Linked DNA regions of Mus musculus: all the other regions are linked to region 4. Evidence: chromatin loops called from intact Hi-C (ENCODE). Cell type or tissue: left cerebral cortex. All regions are shown on one strand. Each heading gives the region's core, and the rest is flanking DNA. Links, peaks and the distances in the headings are about the cores only.

Evidence for each region. A loop is a pair of places that touch in the nucleus more often than their neighbours do. Peaks named below come from ENCODE experiments on the same cell type or tissue, not always from the same donor. Only the 100,000 strongest peaks of a DNase experiment are listed, where the experiment ranks them.
Region 1: it touches region 4 in a loop (4-fold over the local background); 6 of 42 quality-filtered maps call a loop at or near these places.
Region 2: a loop joins it to region 4, with 8 times the contacts of the local background. A loop is called at or near these places in 27 of 42 quality-filtered maps.
Region 3: it touches region 4 in a loop (7-fold over the local background); 30 of 42 quality-filtered maps call a loop at or near these places.

Annotation. Positions count from the first base shown.
Region 1 is chr14:75,959,663-75,965,613 of GRCm38, forward strand. All of the region lies in intron 4 of Gtf2f2 (general transcription factor IIF, polypeptide 2), which reads right to left. Kctd4 (potassium channel tetramerisation domain containing 4) reads left to right here. Exons shown (of 2, transcript NM_026214.3): 2 at 2,736-5,555. The coding sequence starts at 2,929. The coding sequence ends at 3,708. Among named protein-coding and RNA genes, the nearest start is that of Kctd4, 7.6 kb to the left of the region's middle. In left cerebral cortex, for the core only: a CTCF peak has its summit at 2,769; DNase peaks (open chromatin) are centred at 2,805, 3,671 and 4,511; H3K4me3 peaks cover 2,787 bases; H3K27ac peaks cover 3,083 bases.
Region 2 is chr14:75,897,346-75,903,296 of GRCm38, forward strand. Gtf2f2 (general transcription factor IIF, polypeptide 2) reads right to left here. Exons shown (of 8, transcript NM_026816.3): 8 at 1-308. The coding sequence ends at 189. Among named protein-coding and RNA genes, the nearest start is that of Gm52138, 9.6 kb to the left of the region's middle. In left cerebral cortex, for the core only: CTCF peaks have their summits at 2,374 (motif pointing right) and 4,928 (motif pointing right); DNase peaks (open chromatin) are centred at 2,409, 3,179 and 3,604; H3K27ac peaks cover 2,330 bases.
Region 3 is chr14:75,874,133-75,880,083 of GRCm38, forward strand. No RefSeq gene overlaps it. Among named protein-coding and RNA genes, the nearest start is that of Gm52138, 14 kb to the right of the region's middle. In left cerebral cortex, for the core only: a CTCF peak has its summit at 2,360 (motif pointing right); DNase peaks (open chromatin) are centred at 1,006, 1,909 and 2,359; H3K27ac peaks cover 174 bases.
Region 4 is chr14:76,075,258-76,081,208 of GRCm38, forward strand. No RefSeq gene overlaps it. Among named protein-coding and RNA genes, the nearest start is that of Gpalpp1, 33 kb to the right of the region's middle. In left cerebral cortex, for the core only: a CTCF peak has its summit at 2,152 (motif pointing left); DNase peaks (open chromatin) are centred at 1,555 and 2,119; H3K4me3 peaks cover 509 bases; H3K27ac peaks cover 313 bases.

The DNA.
Region 1 (5,951 bases), core at 252-5,251, 120 kb before region 4:
ACTGGGCTTGTAAAAGCAGTGAAGTCAAAGCACAGATCAATACCCTGGAAACAGAATAGGAGCCACGGTCAGAGGAACCGACGGTCAAGCACAGATCGACAGCCCTAGCTGTTTTCACCTTTTCTTTCTAAAGTCACGGAACTCACCATTTCAAAGGAGAGAGCAATACAAGCAAATGTGAAAATAAGTAAAAGTTCTGGCAGGGATACAGAATGTGAAGACAAGGTGTCTTTCTGTTAATGGAAGCTCCTAAAACCACTGCTGTTCCCTGAAATGCAATGGACCTCACAGAAGAGGGATCTGCTGAGTCTGGGGACATTAGCCTCTTCCTGTAGCTGTCAATCAGGAGGGAGCTTCCTCTCATGTTACAACATACAGAACCTGCATATATTTTAATTATGTCCTATGTTGATCACTTCCCATTGGTAGAAAAGATGGAAATTCCTTCCATTATTAGCCTTGAATAAATTCTGCCTTTTACAGACAGTAGATGAGCATTACCTACCACATAATGGGAAGTAGTCCCACAAATTGGTTAGGCATTGGGCTTAACTATAGGAAACACTCAAATGAGTGACTGATTTAAATTCTCAAAGCTGCTGGAGGGCTCTTTTTATAAGGTTCGTGATTATGGTGTCTAAGAGGTTATCTCTCTATGTTGTTTTCCGAGTTTTTTTTTTTTTTTAATTTATTTTGAAATGGAACATTACTATACAGCCTAGGATATCCTTAAACTCAGGATCTTCTGGCCTCAACTTTTGGGAGCTGCAGATAAGTGCATGCAAGTATTACCATTTCAAGTGTGCTCCAACTCTTAGGAAATCAGGCCTTTTCACAAGGATGCCTCCCTGACTACAGTAGATGAGATGCTCTTTAGTTGGAGGCAAAGGCATCTAGCAGTCAATCTTTGATGCACGGCTTCGGCTCCTCCTGTGATAGAAATTGCTGGACTGCCTAATTCTACTCTGTCCCTGTAGTGAAGCAGGGAAACAAAGTCATATAAACAGGAACTGTCTCTGATATTGTCACCAGCACTAGTACATAGTTTTAGAGCTAACTGATTACCTACAATAAGCATCCATCACAGATAAATAGAAGAGTCCACACAAGCCAAGCTGGCACTCCATGAAGGCAATCATGTGGCTGAAATGGCAGTGATATGGATGAGGTGGCATGCATCAGATGTCAGTTTCCTTTCTTAAGATGCTAGACAGCAGACAAGACACAAAAGGGAAGTCTTGTATAGTAACAAAAACTCCCTGATTTCTGAACTGGTACCTTCCAACCAACAACTATTCAGTTCTTAAAATAAGTCACACCCATAGTCAAACTTCATTCTAACACTAATACACACACACACACACACACACACACACACACACACACACACACACACCCTCTGTCAGAATGTCAGAGCACATTCTCCTTAAATGCTACAGGGCTGAGAGGTTCTATCAAAGCAGTTACAAAACCCAGGTAAAACACTAAAAGCTCTCTGGAACGAAATTTCATCTTTGGTAAAGAAGCTGAATCTCATCTTTCCACTAAAAAATGATTGTGCCTTAGATTTCTAGTCCAATTTCAATTCATTTTTGAAAACCTCAGTATTAATGTTAATTTATTATCTGCTAAAGAATATATAGTTTAAAAATATCTAATGAAAATGTAACCCTATTTACAGAAAATAAAAGTTGGGCATTTTAAAAAGAGAAACTATTTTAATACCTTTAACAAGATATACATAATTTTAAAATAACATTAACTCAACAGAAATATAAGTGACTTTCATATAAAAGCCAAGCCCTTACAACAGAGTTCCTCAGGGTAATTTAGTAGACAGGTTGCTCAAGTAATGCATACTGGAAACACACCCAGATTTCTATATCTGGGGCTCTGATTCTAAAAGTATAAGCTCAGAATCCTAAAATGCTCTGGAAGGCATTTTTAAAGACGAAGGGACAGGAATGCATTCAACTCACACTATTCTGTCACTCTCTGTGAGACAACAAGTAAACCCGAACTTGCCCACGACACTATAACAGAGTAGGCATGTAGAATCAGCTTTCTCTCTGAATGTACATGGCTACATGGCTATAGCCTTCTCTGCAGCACTGAAGCAGGGTAAAATGAGCTCATGGATTTCTTACAGGAAATTGTAACTAACAAAATGTGAATGAATACTACAAAACCAGTCTACATGACTTTTTTCAACTTTTTAGTAAAAAAAATAAGTAAATAAACAACCTTGTATGAAAAGAAGTTATGCAAACTTCTTCTCATTTAACAAAGAGACCCAAATCCAAAACACATACAAATTCAACTAAATTCAAATTCAGTGTCACAACAGCAAGCCTAAATACTTTTGTCTGGGTCTACAACACTGCAAACACTATACTTTTATAGGAAAAAAATCTATATGCTAGTTTCTTTCACCTTAGGACTCCTATTATGATTTATTTGAAATAATACCAGTGCAACACATTCTATTTCCAAAAGGTGACAGTGTAACTCAGTATTAGTCTAATGACTTACACTAAGCAATGCCTTAGACCTTTAGAAATGGACAGAAATTCTTATTTACCTGGGAATTAAAGTGGAGTGGCAGTTTGTTAGAGGAAAGTCAATTTGCCCTGAATACGTCTCCTTTACTCATAAAATAGACATAGAAATCCTTTTGCAACAAATCCCTTCCCTGATACAGTTAAATGCAAATTCTCTTTTCCGTCTTACTCCAGAAAGCTCCTGCATGCATAGCTGACACGCCACCTACTGCAAAACCCAGCTGCCAGCGCAGGCGGTGCTACCAGCATTTCATTGCATCGCCAGGCTGGGAAGGAATAAAGGCGTGCTTGTGTGGTAGTGTTTCTTTTTTAAAAGGAAAAAAAAATCTCCAAGCCAAGAAGAACAAGCTGAAATAGCATCTTGAAAATGGAGCGTAAAATAATCAGAAGAGAAAAGGAAAGGGAGTACGAAGGGAGGCACAACAGCGTGGAAGATGCCGAGCAAGGCAAGAACTGCAAATCCACGCTGATGACCCTCAACGTTGGTGGATATTTATATATTACTCAAAAGCAGACACTGACCAAGTACCCAGACACTTTCCTTGAAGGTATCGTAAATGGGAAAATCCTCTGTCCATTCGATGCTGATGGCCATTACTTCATAGACAGGGACGGGCTTCTCTTCAGGCATGTCCTAAACTTCCTACGAAATGGAGAACTTCTACTACCCGAAGGATTTCGAGAAAATCAACTTCTTGCTCAAGAAGCAGAATTCTTCCAGCTCAAGGGGCTGGCAGAGGAGGTGAAATCCAGGTGGGAAAAAGAACAGCTGACCCCCCGAGAGACTACTTTCTTGGAAATAACAGATAATCACGATCGCTCACAAGGACTGAGAATCTTCTGTAATGCTCCTGATTTCATATCAAAAATAAAATCTCGCATTGTTCTGGTATCCAAAAGCAGGCTGGATGGGTTTCCAGAGGAGTTCTCTGTGTCGTCAAATATCATTCAATTTAAATACTTCATCAAGTCTGAGAACGGCACTCGACTTGTACTAAAGGAAGACAACACCTTTGTCTGCACCTTGGAAACTCTTAAGTTTGAGGCCATAATGATGGCTTTAAAATGTGGGTTTAGACTGCTGACTAGCCTGGACTGCTCCAAAGGGTCAATTGTTCACAGCGATGCACTTCATTTTATCAAGTAATTACCTGTCTCATGAACAAAGGCAACAAGCATGCAGCCAGCAAGCTTCAGAAGCCACAGAATCAAAGGCATCCCAAACAACGTGCCCAGCCAGCTAGTCCAGAGCCCGGCTGCTAAGCAAGTACTGTGAGCTAACGGTATGTAAATCTATCACTAAAGATGTCCTTCTCTGGGGTGTTCTGCCATCACATTTCCACCGACAGTGAAGCTGTGGTCTTCTAAACTGTAAATAAAGACAATGCTTTTGCTATTTATTTTTTTTTTTTTTTCCCTTAAGCTGTCTTTCAATGAGAATGTCTTGGGTACTTCATCTATCATTCACTACTGCAAATGCTAACAACATACGATTCAAAATCTTTTCTACTTAAGAGCAAAAATCCATGAAGAAGATGAACTGGTTTATAAAATAAACATGGAGAGCAAAATAAATGTACAGAGCTACCTAAAGCAGGGGTAACAGTGAATCAAAATGTGACTGTAAAACACATTCGAGCTACTGATTTGACTTTTAAAATAGCAGGCACCAAAAGCTTTATTATAGCTCCTGTATTTCATACTAGAATTATGGCTAAATTGATATTTTGCTGAAAATTTCTAGGAAACTGCTTGATAACAATAAAAAATAAATAAAAGCATTGCTAGCTTCTCTGCTTGTATTAATGATTGCAATAAAAGTTACATGTGTCACTTTAAAAACGAATAGTACCACTTGATGACTGTGCACGGTATTCTGCATTCATGCAATTAACTGTCAGGCTATTGCGCCTTGCTGATCAGCAAGGGACAGAAATTAGCCACCACTTTCCAGTACAGCACAGCATGGGTGGCCTGGTCCCAGCTGAGTGCAGGGTGTGCGAACGGAAGAGCCTATTTCACAATCACTCTATGCTCAGTTTTCAAGCTCAAAATGTTAAATGAACATTATTTAACAACACTCTTAGAGAAGAACTTTACTGATCTTTTAAAATCTTTTATGTAAAAAAAAGTCCTTCAAAATTTCATACTAAAACCTAACAAAGTCACCACCACCAACTACTCAATTTCCGTTCTGCTACACTAAAATATCTGTTCTGATGCTAAACCTCAAAATCACAAAGTTGTGCGGATTATTTCTATTTCATGCTAACATTTACAGAAATTTTAAACTTTATTTTATGAATGGCTGTTTAAGGACTATTCTCCTAGCTAAACTCTAAATGTGAGTGCCCACTTATGTTGCAAAGAGCACCTGCACCACTCCTGTGGCTTCACCTACATCATTCCTAATAGTTTCTAAGAACAAATTGTCTTAAGTTTAAAATAAACAAGCTGGAAGTGGTGATTCATGTTTGAATCCTTCCAGTTGAGGCAGGAGGATTAACACATGTTTGAGGCCAGCAAGGGTTACTATGTGAGGCTCTATCTCAAAAAAAGCAAAAAGAAAAAAAAAGGAGGCAGGGAAGCAATCATGGAAACTAACAACTATAATCCAACCTTATTAAATAAACCAAATAACCTGTTGATTATCTTGGCTGAGTTTAAATAGTTAATCATATATTATAACATTTTGGTTACATATAAAATTTAGAATGAGGCTCACTATTAATTATTATTAACTATAACTGACTTTTACTTACAAAATCTAAGGTAATATAAAAGTTGCCTATACAGACTAAAAGAAATAAATCCTTTAAAGGTACTGTGCAAACAAAGTCCTTCAAAAATTTATACTAAAACAACACTCAATGTCAACTACATACTTTTCTCAGATGTCACATTAAGAAAAAAAATGCTTTGCCTTATGTATCAAATTTTCTTAATGAGCTATATATGGCTTAATCAGGACTTACAGGGACTATTGAAACAATTAAAAAAAAAAAACTGTACAATTGCCAGTGGCTGCTATTCAACTGTTTATATACCCCCCAGACTAGGGGCTGACTTTTCCTTGGCATTTGGACTTGGTAATGAAAAAAAATTGGTAGTGATTTAATGTCAGAGTCAAGTTTTTTCTCTCCCAAGATTTCAGTGCAGATAATAAAGACGCACTGACATAATGTGTCACTGGAGACGCAGCTGAGCCAGTCTCAGATCTGCAAGAAAGGCTTCCCATGATTTCACAAGGGAATTTAGTTTCTCATAACCAAGTTTATTACTGTTGTTATGAACTACCAAAGGAATCTGATGCATGTTTATGTAGTTCTTTAAATGAATATTCACATCTGGATTTAAGCCCTCAAAGTATAAGGCACCATACTGATCTAC
Region 2 (5,951 bases), core at 363-5,362, 180 kb before region 4:
TAGTCTATAAATAACATCTTTCTCTTCAGAAAACACTTAAGAAACTTTTATGGAATCTCAGCTTTAACAGTTTACTGAGAGGAGTGGTAGACCCAGGTGTCTTTGTCCTGTCAAGGCAGGCAGGCAGGCAACTTGTGGTGTGGGCTGGCCAGGCCTGCCTGTGACTGACTCTTTAGCACACGAGTCTCTCAGTCGCTCTTCTCTTCTGTTTGGTAATGCCTGTACTCCGGCTTCAGCTCCCATGTGTTCTTGTGAATTCCTTTTACATTCTGAATGCCAATTTCTTTCAAGATTTCTTTCAGGTATCCCTAAAAACCAAACCAAAACAAAAAAAGCACCACAGATGAGGTTATCAAGGCAGGAAGTAACACTTAAAATGAAATACACTAAATACTCACAAGTAACAAAAACTAGCATCCTTAAAACCCAAATGGGGTTCCTATAAAAGGGTTCAACAAACTTTTTCTGATTCTACAATGTTTTGACGCACCAGAGGAGGGCGTCAGATCTCACTATGGATGATTGTGAGCTACCATGTGGGTGCTGGGATTTGAACTCAGAACCTTCGGAAAAGCAGTTAGTGCTCTTACCCACTGAGCCATTTCTCTAGTCCTACAACGTATTCCTCACTAAACACAGGACCATGTGCATCAAAGGCCTGGAAGTCCTAAACAGAGAGGAATCTAGAGGAAAATATACTGTAATGGCTGCTCCATGTTTACTGAATTCAATGGAGGGCAATCTGCTCTTGACTTTAGTGACTTAACAATCAGTCCACAGACTACAATCAACAGTTTTATGAGCATCCATATAAATGACACACCCTGTAGGGATAGGAAATAATAGTCAAGCAAGCAAGCATATGATGAGTACCTACAACTCCTACTTCTGTAAGATATGCTTTTCTTTAAAGACAGGATCTCATTATGCTAGACAGGCCTCAACTGCCAGAGTTCCATGAGCCTCTGTTTTCTGAGTGCAGGGAATAAAATCGTGAGCCACACCCCATCTGACCTAAGATGGATCTTCTGAGTTTCAGACTACCCCTTCCCTGTGGAATAAGGAAAGGGGTAGCCTGAAACTTTGTGTTGCCCGAGCCTGCCATAGCAGAGAGAAGACTAAGAACGAGAGGGCGCAGGCTTCCTGTGCTCGGCTTACATTATTTTATGTCCCCAGAACCTGCTTCCCAAATGATTACTGGAGTCGTGGAAATTAAGACTGTGTTAAGTGGACTACAAAACCCTGCCTTTGTTTGCCAAAGCCCACTGAAGCACCCATTGACCAATAATACAAATGACAGTAACCTCTAGAAAAGAAAGCTAATTATTCACAAGTGATGTGTCCTGCCAACCAACCAACCAACTAACAAACACCCCACCCAATCCAACTTCTGAGTATCTGCTTCAAAGAACTAGGCACAATGTCAAGATGGCTCTTCTCACTGCAGGAGGATATATAATTCACCAAAACGAGAGGCACTAATGGTTGAAGAACTCCTGTCTAGATAATATTTGCACCGAATGCACTACTACCCAAACCACATTATGTGTGAATCTTTAACAAACCCCTGTGTGTGCACATATGGACAGGATTTTACTCTGTAGCCCTGGCTGGCCAGGAACTCTCTTATGAAACCAGCTAGCTTCAAACTCAGACATTTACCTGCCTCTGCTTTCAGAGTACTGGGATTAAAGGCATTTGCCACTATGACCCCTCCCTTTATAAATAGGGTCTGACAATACAGCCTAGGCTAGCCTGCAACATTCTATGTAGACCAGGCTTGCCCTAAACTAGGGGAGATCTCCCTGGCTCTGCCTCCAAGTGCCACCAGACCCAAACTGTCCTTGTTTTTTTGAGACATGGTGTCATTAGGCGGTCCAGACTGAGCTCAAATTTGTGTTCTTCCTTTCTCTGTCCAAGTCCCTAGCCAAGATTCTGAAGATCACGCTATCTGCTCCGAGGCTGTTACAGCTCCCACACTCCAGGGATTTTGAGCTCTTGATATCCTTTGTTCTCAGAACCTCAAGGGGCCATGTTACCAAATAGTCAAATCCCTACCTGCTGATCTGAAACAATGGAGCACAATCCATTAACCCACAGATAGGCTGCCATCTAGAAGTTTGTTTCTTTTTGAGACAAGGTCTCACTATGTAACTCTGGCTGTTCTGAAACTCTCTCTGTAGACCAGGCTGGCCTGGAACTGAGAGATCAGCCTGCCTCTGCCTCCACCTCCTGAGTACTGGAATTAAAGGCATGCACCACTACTACCAGGCTTGTCTTTTAGAAATGTAACAGCAGAGACTAGAGCTCGGTGAGGTCACTGGAAAGCTTAGCATCTGTCTATTGGACAGCCTTCCACAAACAGGCCCCAGCAGGTGGCAGCAACGAGCTCAATGAGGCCTGGGTTCCCCAGGCGGTTTGCCTGCCTCCCACACCTTCTATAGTTGGCTTTGCTAAAGGCATGAGTGTGAATGAGTAAGCATTTAGGCTTGGGCAAGCAGGTAATGTGCACGTCTGCCATCTGCTATTTCAAATTACACTTGAAAAATGGGGCACTGTTCATAAACTACTTTCTAATTAAACTGGATTCATAAATGGAAAATGATGGGTTAGGCACAAATGATTTTCAGTTTAGGTGCCAAGAATGACATCTTTGTAAAATTCCAAAGAATGGTTCATTGTGAGGCTGCTAAGATCCTGTTGCACAAACAATCACACAGTTGTGGATGGATAGCAGTGGCCCAAACACAAACAGCAATCACCAGGAGCATTTCAGCAACCCAGAAAAAAGCAGCTCTTCTAACTCCGAGTTCTGTGCTTATCTGTAATCTTAGCCAAGAAAACAGAAAAGCCAGAAGAGGGGTCAACATGACATGGTAAGAAAGTCTTCACTGGGGTGGAGAGAGGGTTCAGTGATGAGAGGCTAAGCTCACAACCAAAAAAGTTTTCATTCTACAAACCAGCCGTTCCCATGCACTCCTCTTTCTCTTGGTAATGTAGCCCACGGACTCACTACAAGGAGGGAATGAGATGACCACATTCTACTCACCTGGTCAAGTAACAAAACAGAATCAGAACCATAGCACCTGACTAGGCCACAACTCTGCAGGGTTGTTTTCAAATTTCCTTAAATTTTAGGAAGTTTTAGGACTAGGTGCAAGCAGCCTGTGATTTAGTTTCTCTGCTGCCAGCCAGCCAGCCAATGCAGTTCTTTTCTTCTCCAGCTCTACCAAACCTAAGAAGCCTGATCTGCATTTTGTCAGATATTTCAGTGATAAGCATTATTTACATAATAATAACTCAACTGAACTTGATTAAGAACAGCTCAGACAGGGAGATTACCACTCCTAAGGCTTTCAGTAAGTTAATCACAAACCCTGCTTGGCATCTAGTTACAAAAACTGGCCCTAAAAGCTTAAAGCAAGTGCCCACTGTGTGCCCAGGTGGTGCAGGGGAATGTGTGTCTTCTGGGGTACCACAAGAGGAAGGGCGTTGTTATAGACAGAATTTTCTGTGCGAGTAAGTTGACTCCTTTCAGAGCAGTGGAGAGAACAAAGGACTTCCTTACTTATGAGGCAGTCAGTGACTGGAGGCACAGGCTTGCTCATTAAGAAATCAAGTACACACAGGAGTCAGCAGCCAGAGAGGGCCAGATGCTCTCAGCCCTCCAGACAGAATAAACTGGGAACAGGAGGGAAGGTGCTGCCCGGCTTCTGTGCAGCAAGGGCCTGCAGCTATCTTCTTTCCTCCTCACTGCTGCCCCACCCCTATCCTGGGTCTTCTCTGGGTTCCACTGCTGTGTTTCTTCCTCTGAAAACTCTAAGCAGCCAACAGATGGGAAGTGAAAATGGTCAAAGGATAAAACCCTGCCTGTCTCTACATTTCATTCAAACCTTGAAAACCCAGATAATTATTGCATTAATATCTGTGTGCTAAAAAAGACTCATCTGTCTGCAGTGGCAAGTGTCTTATCGGTCTGAAGGTTTCAGATAAAGTTCACTTTCTTTTTAATTTTAAAACAATGTCTCCGTGTATAGCCCTGGCTGGTCTCTGCCCCCCAAATGCTGGGATTAGAAGTGGCTCCTTTAACTTTGGTTAAAGGCAGTATTGAAGACAATGTTGGAATAGTTCCTTGTATATGTAACAGGCTGAACTTGGACTCTAATGGTTTAATTTGGGACAAAACAACCCATTACATATACCTGAAATCATTAACCACTGGGAAACAGACAGCCAAGTCTTAATAAAGGAGAACATGTCACTTATTCTGAAAAATAGCTGAATATGAATTCTTATTCAGGATGAGGTGTAGGGCAGAAAGCAGATCTACAGTTGTCTAGGATTTGCGGTGAGTGACTGCTAATGGCAGGAGATTTGGGGTGTATGTGGAGCTGCTCTGAAGCTGATTGTGGTGATGGTTGTGACTTTCAGTACTAAGGTACACTGATCTTACAGTCCACACAGAGTTTATTCTACAAACAAGGCTTTAAATTAGGAAGAATGATTTGAAATAAAACTTCATGCGCTGGCAAATCTTTTAGGAGGCTGAGGCAGGGAAGAAGCCATGTATGAGCCAGGCTAGACTATTCACTGAGTTCAAGGCTGCCTGGACTACACAGTGAAAAAAGGAAGAAAAGTTAATTTTCCAGCCCAGCAGTTTGTGTGGCTCTACATGTTATCAATAATTAAAGTTACGGAGAGTTCCAGTCTAGAAATAAGGCTCTCTGATGCTGCAACAGTCTTGCTCAGGCAGCTGAGGTGAGATTGGGAGACCCCAGATGCAGAGCCCTGGCTGCTTTTTCTCTTTGCTGCTAATGCTTCTTGAACAGAGCCCAACATAAACAAGACTCTCTCATGAAGAAAACTGGTCCCATATGACAGCAAGCCTGAAAACTCACCTCTGCAGCTTGTCTGGGAACTAAAAAGCCAGCAGAGGGCAGCTACTGATCTCACAGTTTTACCTTTACACTTTCAAACTGAGTGGACAGGCGGCTCATTAAGAACACTGGCTGCTCTTTCAGGGGACCCAAGTTCAGTTCCCAGTCCCTACACTAGTAGCTCACAACCATATGAATGTCAGTCAGGTCCAGGGGATCAGACACCTTCTCTCCTGGTCTCTGCAAGAACACGCACAGCACTCTTTACCCTGGTTACCAGTTATAGGGAAATTCCATTCATATTTTGCTCACATTGAGCTTGTGCTCTATTTTCTGCACATCTGACCACCATCAATGACACTACTTAAAAAGCAGAAAGGAACCTCATATTGTGAGAAAAACACATTTCGCCTCCTCATTAAAAAGGTATTTCATTGTTAGAAAACATTTCCTGGCTTGTCCACAGATCTATCTGTGCTGGAATAAACATCAGGACACAATAATGAGTTTCCTCTTCAGCTGAGGTTAGAACAACTGTGTCCAAGCCGCAGTACTGCCCCAGGCCTGTTAGGTTAGAAATTAGCTGTCTCTATGCAGCAATCTTTACTTAAGAACTGAAGCTGGAAGCCAGGATTTGTAGTTCAGAGCTTGAAGAAGACATGGGGATTTCCGTCTGGCTTGAGCACCTTTTATGTGAATGGGTGGCATTTGGCCTGTATGTATGCCTATCAGATACCCTAGAAATGTCGTTAGACATTGTGAAGCAGCATATGGGTACTGGGACTCAAACCTAGGACCCCTAACATAAGTACTCTAATCATGGGGCCATCTCTCCAGCCACAAATTTATTTATTTTCATTTTAGGCATATACTTGCCTGCATATATCTATGTTCATCACACGCGTGCCTGGTACTCTTAGAAGCTAGAGGAGGGCAGTGGATCCCCTGGACCTAAAGTTGTGAGCTGTCATGTGGTTGCTGGGAACCGAACCTGGGCTCTCTGAAGAGTAATCAGTGTGCTCTTAACTGCTGAGCCACTTCTGCAGATCTTTACTATTTATTCTGATCTTTACT
Region 3 (5,951 bases), core at 385-5,384, 200 kb before region 4:
GTTCTGGGCCTGTAGTGAGACAACACATCAGGGCAAGTGCACATGGCCTAACAAGATGCCCGTTCACGGTGGCCTGGCAGCAAAGGGAGGAAGAGGTGGAGTTAGGCTACCTTCAAGGCCACCCACTCAGGACTTAACTCTCCAATTAAACCAGCCCTCCCCCCCCCCAAAAAAAAAAGGTTCACCACTGATCTCCTGTGCTGGTTAGCCATTTGTCATTGTGACACAAACTAGAGTCATCTAGGAAGAGGGAACCTTCATTGAGAAAAAGCCTCCCTTGGATTGGCCTGTAGGCAAGTCTGTAGGGGCATCTTCTTGATTAATGGTTGATGTGGGAGGGTCGTCCCACTGGTCCTGAGTCCTGAGCAAGCCAGAAAGTAGCACGCCTCCACGATATCTGCATCAGTGCCTGCTCTACGTTCCTTCAGTGATGGCGCCATCCAAGGGCTGTAAGATGACATACCCCACCCCCCACCCCCAACACACAAGATGCTTTCTTTTGTTTACGGTGTTCATCACAGCAACTTGTTAATTGGAATGGACCAGGCTAGGGCAATTCTAAGGACGTCTCCAGTCTGCCTTTTGGGGTCCTGTGTCACAGCTGCTGGGAAACATGCTGAACACCCATGGGCTAGGAAGTGACTTGTGGCATGGTCACTCTAGAGAAAGCTCAGATCACTATTGAGCTCAGGCCCAGAGGGCTAGTAGGGAAAAGAGGTTATTGTGTGGGGGCCCGGTTCCCTGCCCCCGCCCCCCGGCTTTAAGTCTCTGGTCTTTAGAAATTCTGCCAGGCTGTGGAGAGTGGAGGGGCAGGTCCGCAGCCAGGTGCCCCCGGTGCCCTCCCTGGTCCTGGAGACTGAGCTACATTTCAAAAACCCAAACTCAAAAAGAACGCTGTCAGACCCGGGAGCCTCCTCCATCCTTCTAGCTTTCCCCATGAGCCTGGGTGGGTGGGGAGGCAACTCATCGGCTTGACATTATCCATCTCCTCCTCCTCTACTAGCGTTTTTCCGGGGACGGCAAGAAGCGGTACTGCCTGATGACAGAGAGTGGGCCACTGCGGTGGCAGCTATTTCATAAACAAGCTGGCTTTGGCCTGGAGGAGAGAGAAATGGATCCTAAAAGACTATTTGTGGTTCGCAGCACTCAGGGCTTAAAGGCCGCCTTCTGGCCTCTCTCGAGTTGAGTGATGGAGAGTTGCTTGGAAGAGGGCGCCTGCTGAGCCAAGTGGTTCTGAGATGGATGAAAATGTCAGCGTGTCCACATTGGGAGGGGCTGGGGGAAAGAAGGAAAGAGGCCAAGGGAAATCGAAAGAGCCTCTTCTTGGTACAGTGAAGTTCCTTTGTGAATCGGGAGCCCGACCCACTGTGGCTGGGGGAGCCCAGGCCTGGCCCATTGCTTAGCAATGGAACTCAATGCTGTTACTCGATGTTGCTAAAAGCCATCCAGGTGAAAACTTACAATCGAAGGCAGGTGGTAGGAGGCAAATGGCTTCGGCTGCATCTCATCGCTGAAATGCGTGGTGGCTAAGTGGAGGGGAAGGCTGTCTCGCTTCTATAAGCAGAAAGATACCAAACATTCCCCTGGGAAGGAAAGTGGATCTGTTGGGACCTTTATGTTTGGTCTAAGTCTGTTGCTAATTTATTTATATAGGTATTCAAAATAGTCAAAGTGGTTAGTATGGGTTTCTCTTGAATTTATTCTTTGTAGAGACTTAAGAACTCAGCGCCCTAACCATATAGGCGCCACCCAGAACTCTTTGTCTAAAACCCCTTGTACACACATCTGCTATTACCCCATAGTGCCTCCTGTGGCTGTCTCACTGCTGCTCTTTCTTTCCCCAAAGGAAGGAGGAAGGCAGCCACGATACAATTGTGGGGGGTTCTAGACGAGAGGGTGAACAAATTGAGACTTACTACCTGAAACCACGTCCCAGGGGTTCTGACAAGAACAAACATAGAAAAGTAAGAGATGAGTCAACTCTGGTATTCCAGCTCTCACGCAAAATCTAACAAACTTCACAATCCCTTCTCCGAGGCTTTCTAGGAGAATTAAACTGGGCAATAAGGCAGCTTATTAAAATCAGAACAACTAATAATAACCGGTGGTTTGCACTCTATCTGTATCTAGATAAACGTGGCAAGGAATGACAAAATGTCTGTAACTGAGCAAAACAGTACAGTAAGTGGCTGTTTTTCCCTTTTTGGATACCATACTTCTAGCTGCTGCATGTACTCTGTGTGTAAGAAAAAACATTTCGCCGGGCGTGGTGGCGCACGCCTTTAATCCCAGCACTCAACTCTGTATGAGCATCCTCTGTTTCAAAGGGCGGGCCCTGTCAGTTTGGATGATGTGTTTCATTAGACGGCCAGCAGAGGGAGCTCGCTTGCTACCTGAAGAATCCAAGGTAAATTGAAGCACAAAGAGGCTTGGACGGGAAGATTTCAGGGCTGGAGGCTGAAAAGGACCCTGAGACAGGGGAAGGGGAGCAGGGCGGGGCGGGGCGGAGAAGCTGAGGCTCGCTGGAACTGGACGATGGAGAGGCGCTCATGGTTGGATTTCAAATTCTTGACTTTGTTTTTAGGTCTAGTTTGCTGTTGCTTAGTGGATAACTAAGTGCTCAGCCCACCCTCTCAATTTGTCCTGCTCCTGGGGTCCTTAAGCAACGACCAGCTACAAACCATGCAACCATGAATGACGCGAGCAACCCCGAGTGTGGGGGTGTGTATCCACAGAGGAGAGCAGTGAGCGAAATATACCCCAAGTAAGCATGTGTTGCAAAGAAAAAAAAAAAAAAATCTGACTAGAGGCAGAGAAGGGGCCAGTGGATAGAGGCCGGCCCAGAGAACTGACTGCCTGAGTTCCATCCCTGGTGACAGGAGGTGACAGGAGAGAAGTAGTGACTCCAGAGGGCTGTCTTCTGACCTCCACACCTATGCCATGTCACATGGGCCTGTGCACACAAGAAAGGAAGAGAGAGGGAGAGAGAGAGAGAGAAAGAGAGAGAGAGAGAGAGAGGCAAAGGTACTTGCCACCAAGCTTTACAACTTAGTTCATCCTGAACTCACAGAGAGAAAACTGATTCTGAAAGTTATAAATTGTCTGACCTACATACATATACCATGGTACCTGCATCCCCAGTGAACACACTACACACACACACACACCACACACACACACACCACACACACACACACACACACACACACACACACACCCCATGTGAGTAAGAAAGTAAAAAGAATTCAAAGTAGGTAGCTTTTATTTTGAAATATATGCTAATTGCTTGCCTCTCGTCTAGCATGACTCACTGTATTAATTATATATTACTGTTACAAAATAACCCTCAACGGTAGTCTAGGAAACAACAAACACCATCTGTGAGTTTTGTAGGTCAGGACCTAGGGTGGTGTCAGCTTGGATCTCCCTTTTAGCTTTCAGTGAGGTATCATCTGTAATCATGTTACTGACTGGGCTAGCACAGCCACTTCTGGGATAGCTCCAGCAATTCCCCAAGCGGAAGCAGGATTGCTGAGATTGAGGTAAGCCTGGGCTACACAGTGAATTCCCAAATAAAACAAACAGAAAGAGGAAAAAAAAAAACAACAAACAAACAAACCAGCATCCCAGAGATTTAGTTCCTATGAGCACAAAGTCTCCTTCTGTGGACTAGGAGACTTCTCTCTCCCTCTCTTTCTTTTTCTTTCTTTCTCTCTCTCTCTCTTTTTTAAAGATTTATTTATTTTATTTATATGAGTACACTGTAGTTGTCTTTTTTTGTTTGTTTGTTTGTTTTGAGACAGGGTTTCTCTGTGTAGCCCTGGCTGTCCTGGAACTCACTCTGAAGACCAGGCTGGCCTCAAACTCAGAAATCTGCCTGCCTCTGCCTCCCAAGTGCTGGGATTAAAGGCGTGCGCCACCACTGCCAGGCTGTAGCTGTCTTCAGACACATCAGAAGAGGGCATCAGATCCTGTTACAGATGGTTGTGAGCCACCATGTGGTTGCTGGGAATTGAACTCAGGACCTCTGGAAGAGCAGCTCAGGAAGCAATTTCTTGGAGAGATTTGTGTTGGGAGCATGCCCTTTTTAAAAAAAAATTATTTATTATATGTAAGTACACTGTAGCTGTCTTCAGACACCCCAGAAGAAGGCATCAGATCTCATTATGGATGGTTGTGAGCCACCATGTGGTAGCTGGGATTTGAATTCAGTACCTTTGGGATAGCAGTCAGTGCTCTTAACCGCTGAGCCATCTCTCCAGCCGCCCCCCGCCCCCCCCCCCCCGCAATTTTTAAATCAAAATTTATTTTATGTGCATGTGTTTTGCCTGCATGTATATTGTGTACCACTTGAGTACCTGATGCCCTTGGAGGTCATAAGGAGACATCAGATACCTAGAACTGGTACAAACGCTTGCGGGTCAGGGAATTGAACTCAGATCCTCTGTAAGAACCACAAGTGCTCTTTAAAGTCCTGGTGAGTCCTGTCTGTAGCAAAACACAATTATTATTAAGCACATGTATTCTTCGATCATGACAACAATGTATTAAGAAGAACAAGTCGCCTGCCTTTGGCTGGGAACATTCCCCTTGTTTCTTTCTGCATGCTAATGTCATCTAGCACACGGAGAGTTATACTGCACAATGAAAATCAACACAAGTCCACGTCTGCATCACTTTTGCTGTATAATAAATAACTCAAGTCTTTCCGTGGATGACCAGACACTGGCCAACTCTGAAAGATAGCTGGGGTAATTCTTATATTATTTTTTCTCAAGGAATCAAGGTTCTAAGCCCCCCCACAATGGAGAAAGGCGATGAACTCAGTTCTAACCTGAGTGACCTTGCACGATATTAAAAGCAAAGAGAAGGGCTCCGACAATCACTCAGCAGAGAGCCTTAACTTCTGACAGCTGAGGTGGCGCTCAAGCATTAAAGAGCTGTGCCGCGGATCCCAGCACAATAGAGACTCTGCAGCACTTCTGAGAGGGAGGGGGGGGAGAGGGGAGAGGGGAGGGGGAGAGGGGGAGAGAGGGAGAGAGGAGAGGAGAGAGGAGGGAGAGGGAGAAGGGAGGAGAGAGGGGGAGGGAAAGGGAAAGGGGAGAAGGAGAGAGGGGGAGGGAAAGGGGGAGGGGAGGCAGTCAGCTTCAGGACCGCAGTGACCCTCAGTGGAAGGTGCTTGCCAGTCGAATGCTGTGTCAAGAAGGCCAAGTTTGCACTGGGCCTGGCAGTTTATCCTAAACCGGGAACCTCGCGGAGATCAGCAGGGCTCCTGCACAAGCGGACATACAGATCCACAATTCCTTCATATAGAAAAAGCATCACGCTTACTAACATCATGGAGGGAGCTGGTTGTTGTTTTTTGAGGATAAAGATTAAGATCAGAGCCTGGCGGTAGTGGCACACGCCTTTAATCCCACCACTTGGGAGGCAGAGACAGGCGGATTTCTGAGTTCTTCTGAGTTCGAGGCCAGCCTGGTCTACGGAGTGAGTTCCAGGACAGACAGGACTACATAGAGAAACCCTGTCTCAAAAAAAAAAAAAAAAAAGAAAGAAAGAAAGAAAGAAAAGAAAAGATTAAAATCAGAATAAGAACAGCTCAATAGCAGAAAATATCGAAGTGACCCCTTCCCAACAGCAAGATCTAGTGGTTTAGAGACTGTAATGGGGCTGGGGAGATGGCTCAGTCGATAAAGTCCTCACCATGTAAGTATGAGGACCTGAATTCCCTCTCCAGAAGCTGTGTTAAAAAGCAGGGCATGTAGCCGGGCGTGGTGGCGCACACCTTTAATCCCAGCACTCGGGAGGCAGAGGCAGGCGGATTTCTGAGTTCGAGGCCAGCCTGGTCTACAAAGTGAGTTCCAGGACAGCCAGGGCTACACAGAGAAACCCTGTCTCGAAAAACGAAAAGGAAAAAAAAAAAAAAAAAAAAAAAAAAAAAAAAGAAAAGA
Region 4 (5,951 bases), core at 270-5,269:
CCCCATAGAACAAGTGAGGTTGGCGCTCCCTCCCCATTCCCATTCTCTGTTTCTTCCAAAGCTGAAACAAATGCCCGAGGAGAGCAACTTAAGGAAGGAATGCTTAACTTTGGTCAGAACTTTGAGGGGAACCTGCCTCAGGTAGCACACCAATAAGTGGTGGTCACAAGTGTTCTGACTCTGTGCTCTGCCTTTTTACCCCACTGAGAAACAAGACTCACCCAGACTGTCCCCCTGGCCTTTGAAGCTGCAGCAGGGATACAGGCATTGTGATGCCCAAGGAAAAGGGAAGAACTTTGTAACAGGCTGTGCTGACAGGAGGAAAAGTGAAGCTTCCTACACAAAATGGGGGGGGGGGGGAATCTGCAGGTGTGGCTCCACGGAATAAGATGAGTCCTACCATGTGCAAATCCCAGGGTTCAACCTGTTCACATACACTGCCAAGCATCAACAGAAACAGATCTCCAAAACCCAAGGAAGGCCTTGTCCCAAGCATAGCTCACTCACTGGAAGAACAAATCCAAATCCTGTCATTCTGGAAACAAGCCCTTTTGCTAAGCAGATAGCTTTCTGAAAGACTCAGCTCAAATTGACCCTGGTGAGACAGTCTTTACCATCTGTTGAACAAAGTATGGAGAGCTTAGCACAACCAAGTCATTATCTTGTGTCTGCTGAAATAATAATGAGTGGCAAAGTGCTGGTTAACGTTATGGTAAGAAGGCAGGGCAGACAGATGGAGGGATCGCCTAGAAATTGGCTGTGGATGGTATCCGTTAGTAAACAGCTTGTCTAGCATGGACAAAGCCCTGACTTTGATCCCCAGGACTGTATAAACTGGGTGTGGCTGCCTACGACTGTAACCCCAGCACTTAGGAGCTGGAAGCAGGGGAATCGGAGTTAAAGGTCATCCTTGGCTGTGTAGTGAGATAGTGATTTGCAGGCCAGGCTGGGTGGGATGCAGGACACCCTGCCTAACACAAAAACAAAAAAAACAGCTAGGCATGGTGATGTACACATATAATTCTAGTGCTTGGGAAACAGAGGCAGGGAGATATCTGGGAGTTCCAGGCCAGCCTGGTCTACATCGTGAGTTCCAAGCCAGTCAAAGATACATAATGAGACCCTTGTTTCAAAAAAAAACAAAACAAAACAAAAATAATAAAATAAAGCAATTGCTATAGCAAAGGTGGGCGTGGTGGCATACATCGGCAATTCAGCCTCAGGAGGCATTGGCCATAGGATCGGGAGTTTGGGAAGCTCCTTGGCTACTTAGCAAGTTCAAAGCCAGGCTAGGTACAAGAGAATCTCAAAAAACTGAAAGAAAGAATAAAAGAAAGAAATTAGTATAACAGAGGAAGTTCTGTGAAAGGCTTTTTTTCCCTAACATTTTTAAATATTGGCAACATTCAGACAGTACTTATGATATGTGCCTACACAGCATTGACGTGAACAATTGGTATCACTTGACCATCTTAAGCAGGGCTATCTGTCCTTAAAGCAGCCAGAGTCCACTAGATTCTACATGCTAATGGACCAGCTGGTTTAAATGGGTCTCCATGGTTACACTCATGCTCCTGTTTCCATGGTTACGTTTCCTGGTTTCTTGCCGGAGTTAGATATATATTTGAAATTTAAAAGGAGTTTTTTTTTCTTTCTCTCCTGCCTACACAGATATGTGAGGTCTAAAGGTCTAGGATGAAAGTTTTAGTGACCTCTCGGGAGGAAAGGGGAAGATGGTAATAATGTTTGTGACAGCCGAATCTACCTAGAATGAGGAGCAGACTCAATGGGGAGCAATATTGCAGGTGGATTGATAACTCAATATTATGAACCCGGGTATTTTGCTGAACTAGAGGCGAAAGCTGTCTGGGGTGAGGGACCAGTTATTGTTTGGATGTGTGGTTCTGGGACCGGGCTGGGATGTTGTCCAGCGCTGGACTCAGATTAGATCGCCTTCAACGTCATCCTCCATCTCTGTGTGGAGCAGTGTGGCTGCCTGCTTGCACTCATTTCTCCATTTCAAATCACCACTCTGGGCTCGCTCAAGCAAGCATCTGTTTGGAGGTATCAGCCCAGGTGAGGACTCAAAGTTGGGTTTGGCTTTTCTCAGAACAGACAGATAGCCTGCGTGGAACCCAAGAGCCCCCTTGTGGTAACTAACACTTCCAGCTTTTCTTCGTCTGGAAAAAGGACTGAAACACTGCAGGATTCACTGGGGAAGAGTGTTTCTCCAGTGTGCCTCCCTGCCTCCTTCCTTCCTACGGCTTTACTGATTTTTTTTTTTAATTCATCATTCGGTCCCTGGTAAGAGTGGCAGCTTCCCTCAAACCAGCCTGGTGGGATCCAGACACCAGCCAGAACTAAAATGCCCCCTCTACTCCAGGCAGTTAGGTTGTCCAGGGATGGGTGGGCAGCTGATCCAAGCAGGGTTTGAGTTTTAATTCCTTGGGAACTAGTATTAATATTATGAGGAGATTAGACCTTTTTATTTCAGCACAGAGTTGAGAAAAGTAAAAAAAAATCTGGCCTGAGGGGGATTTTTTTTTCTTTTCTTTTTTGCTCTGTCTTCAAGAAAGAAATTTTCCCTAGACATTCTGAAGGGATCCAGTAGAGCCAAACATCTCAGGACCTATGCGTCTGTCCTGGCTTATTTGTAGAATCTCATATTACTTGCTCTCAGAAAGGTACACCTTTGTTTCTTGTCTTCTGTTTACTCCTAAAAAATATGTGTCAGGCAGCTACATAGGTCAACCCCAGGAGATGTATTTGGATCTCCTATGGCTGCCATCTAACCCTCTTAAACCCAGTTTTGAAATGCCCTTGGGGTCTGCTTCTATAGGCATTGTTACTGCCAAGCAGGCCCTGGGCGTGCAGCTCCAAGACCTTGGGAGGCTAGACTGGGAGGTGTGTGCAGGTGGAGCTCACTGCCGGACACGGATCTGCCATGATTTCCAAGGACTCCTTCAGGAACCTGGTCTTCATCTGAGCCCTCTGATTAAGGAGAGGGTGTGATGAGGCAGGGCAGGTTTTGAGGTTCTGATGTGGTCTTCTAACAGAAGGAGCCAGAGGGGAGGGAAAACTGAGGCCCAGGTGTATCCTTAGGAATTCCCAGACTGAGAGCGGGAGTGGTCGGTCTTCTCAGTGACTGACAGAAAGATGCAAAGCTCAGAGTTAATGGCTCAGTTTCCTAAGAAGCAGAGGAGGTCAGCTGACAGGGAGTGAAACCAATGACCACTCAGCGGGATGCAGACTTAGGGTAAAGGGGGCTCCAGACACACTCTTGCCCTCCTCAGCTTTGGGCTCACATCCGTTCTGCAGCCTCTGACCCAAACCAGAGTTCTCCAACAGCCTTCTCTCATTTAACTTTGGCATCCTGCTCCTTGCTACAGAAAGCATCGTCCTATGGACACAAAGCTAGAAAAGAGGGAGGCAAACCGAGAGAACGGGAGCTTCAAGAATCGACTAATGTTCCAAGCACACTGTAGCGAGCTGAGCAAGGCTGATTTAGCCTCCAGAAATTTAGCCTCACTGAAATGGTTAATGACAGCCATTTTAGTGGACGGACCAGGGGTACACATGGAAGCAGGTTTGGTTTTAACATTATAAAACTACATGTTCACAAGTCTTTATCAACTAACTTTTTAGGGATTTCTTTTGTGAGGGATTTGTATGTGTGTGTTTATGCATGTTCACGTTTGTGGATACAGGTAGATGCACACGTGTGTGCATGTGTGTTTGTGTGTAATGTGTATGCAAGTTATGCATGCTCACATGAAGGTGGATACAGGTGGATGTGTGTGTGCATGTACACGTGTGTTCCTTAATTATAGTCTACCTTGTATATTGAGGCAAGATCTTTCACTTGAATGGAGAGTTCACTGATTTATCTAGTCTAGGTAGCTGGATGGCTTCAGGGTGCTGCCTCTAGAGTGCTGGGGTTACAACTGGATCACCTATGTGCACCCAGGGTTCATGTAGGTGCTAGGACCTGAACCGGGTGCACATGGTGGCCCATCTGTAACCCCAGCACTTTAGGGGCAGAGATGGGATCCCAGAAGCAAGCTGGTGTGTCTTGGAATCCACTCAAACTGCTTGTGTAATGAGGTCTGTGCTAACGCAATGACTGGCTGCATCTGTGTATGCTCGTCTAACCTCCACAGTTACCTGCAGAGCAGAGCAGCACAGCTAACGTTGGGAGCCATTTTTATATTGCTACTGTGCTGGGCTAGAGGCAACACTGCTCTTCATTCTACTGCTCCCTTTGAGCACGAGGTATTTATCCTCTTGAGAGTGTGCACATTTATAAATACACACATGTATGTATATATGCACACACACACACATGTGGGGGAGGTTGTTGAGACAGGGTTTCTCTGTGTCACCCTGGCTGTTCTGGAACTCACTCTGTAGACCAGGCTGGCTTTGAACTCAGAGATCTACCTGCCTCTGCCTCCTGAGTAATTAAGATTAACAGAGTGTGCTACAACTGCATGGCTATTTTTTCAATATGATGCTTACTAGATTTTTTTCACACATATTGAAAATTAAGTAGTGTGTGGGGGCTGCCTGTGCCACTGTGCATATGGAGGTCAGATGACAAACTTTGGAGTTGTTCTTCTCCCATCTTATGGATTCTGGGTATCAAATTGAGTCCTTTAGGACTTGGGCAGCAGGTGCCTTTTACCTGCCTAGTCAGAGTCATTTTGATGGCCAGAGAGCAGACTTTTTTTTTTTTTGGACATGGAATTTTCTGTGAGTACCCCCCCCAAATTTCCCCTTAATTATAGAGGAAAGTCTTAGAATATCAAACCACCCTTGGTGTCTGGGTTGTTTGCAGCCGGAGCAAGCTGGGAAAGTGTCTTTGGTCAACTTGCAGTCCTTTGCTCGATATATATATATATATATATATATATATATATATATATATATATATACACACACACACACATATATACATATATATATATATATGTTTGTTTTTCTTTGTTTTATCCCTGGCAGAAATGGGGGCGGGGGCGGGGGGGGGCAGCCTAATGGTCAGCGCATCCTGGAGGAAGGGCCCTTTCCTTTATCATCATTCCAAGATCTTCCAACAAGAACTCAAAGGCCACAGATTGTTTTTACATTTTCTAAACTAACTGCAAGCATTTCTCCATCAGAGTCCTGCAACTAAATTGAAGGCACGGTGTTGGTGCCAAGAGAGGACCACTGGTGGGAAGCTGATAGGAACAGGAAGGACGGCAGGGCAGTGTCTGCCCAGGGAGCAGAGTAGACAAGGCTCCAACAGAAGCACCTCTCTGTGGCTGCCTTTCTAGGAGCAGGACTATTATTTTGAGACAGGGCCTTGCTATGCCACCCTGGTTTGACTTGGAATGAATGATGCACATCAGACTACTTTTAAACATGGGGTGGTCCTCCTGCCTCAGATTTCTGAGTGTTAGAGTCACAGGTGTGTGCCATCACTCTGGGATCCAAACTGTATTTAATCTGCATTTCTCTTTATGAGTAAGTTTGTTTCTTCTAGTATTTCTCAGAATTCTTCTGTTTCTATGACTATTGCATTTATATTCTTTGCCCAGTTACCTACTGGACAGCTAGTTTTGTTCTGGTTGAATTTTTTCTAAATGGTATTTTATCATTTTATTCAAATTCAAAGGGAATTGAGCTTTTTGCTGTGTTACGATTAGTAGGTATTCACTAATCTCTCAACTATGTTTTTGTGTTGAGTTTTCTCATTAATGGAGACCAGTTTATCAGGTTTTATTTTAGGAGTTCTGAATACTATGCCTGTTTAGAAAATCCCTGTAACTCCATGACAATAACAAAACTACCTCATGTTATAAAAGTATATCTACATAGTTTTGTTTGTTTGTTTGGTTGGTTTGGTTTGGTTTGGTTTTTGAGACAGGGTTTCTCTGTATAGCATTGGCTGTCCTGGAACTTTGTAGACC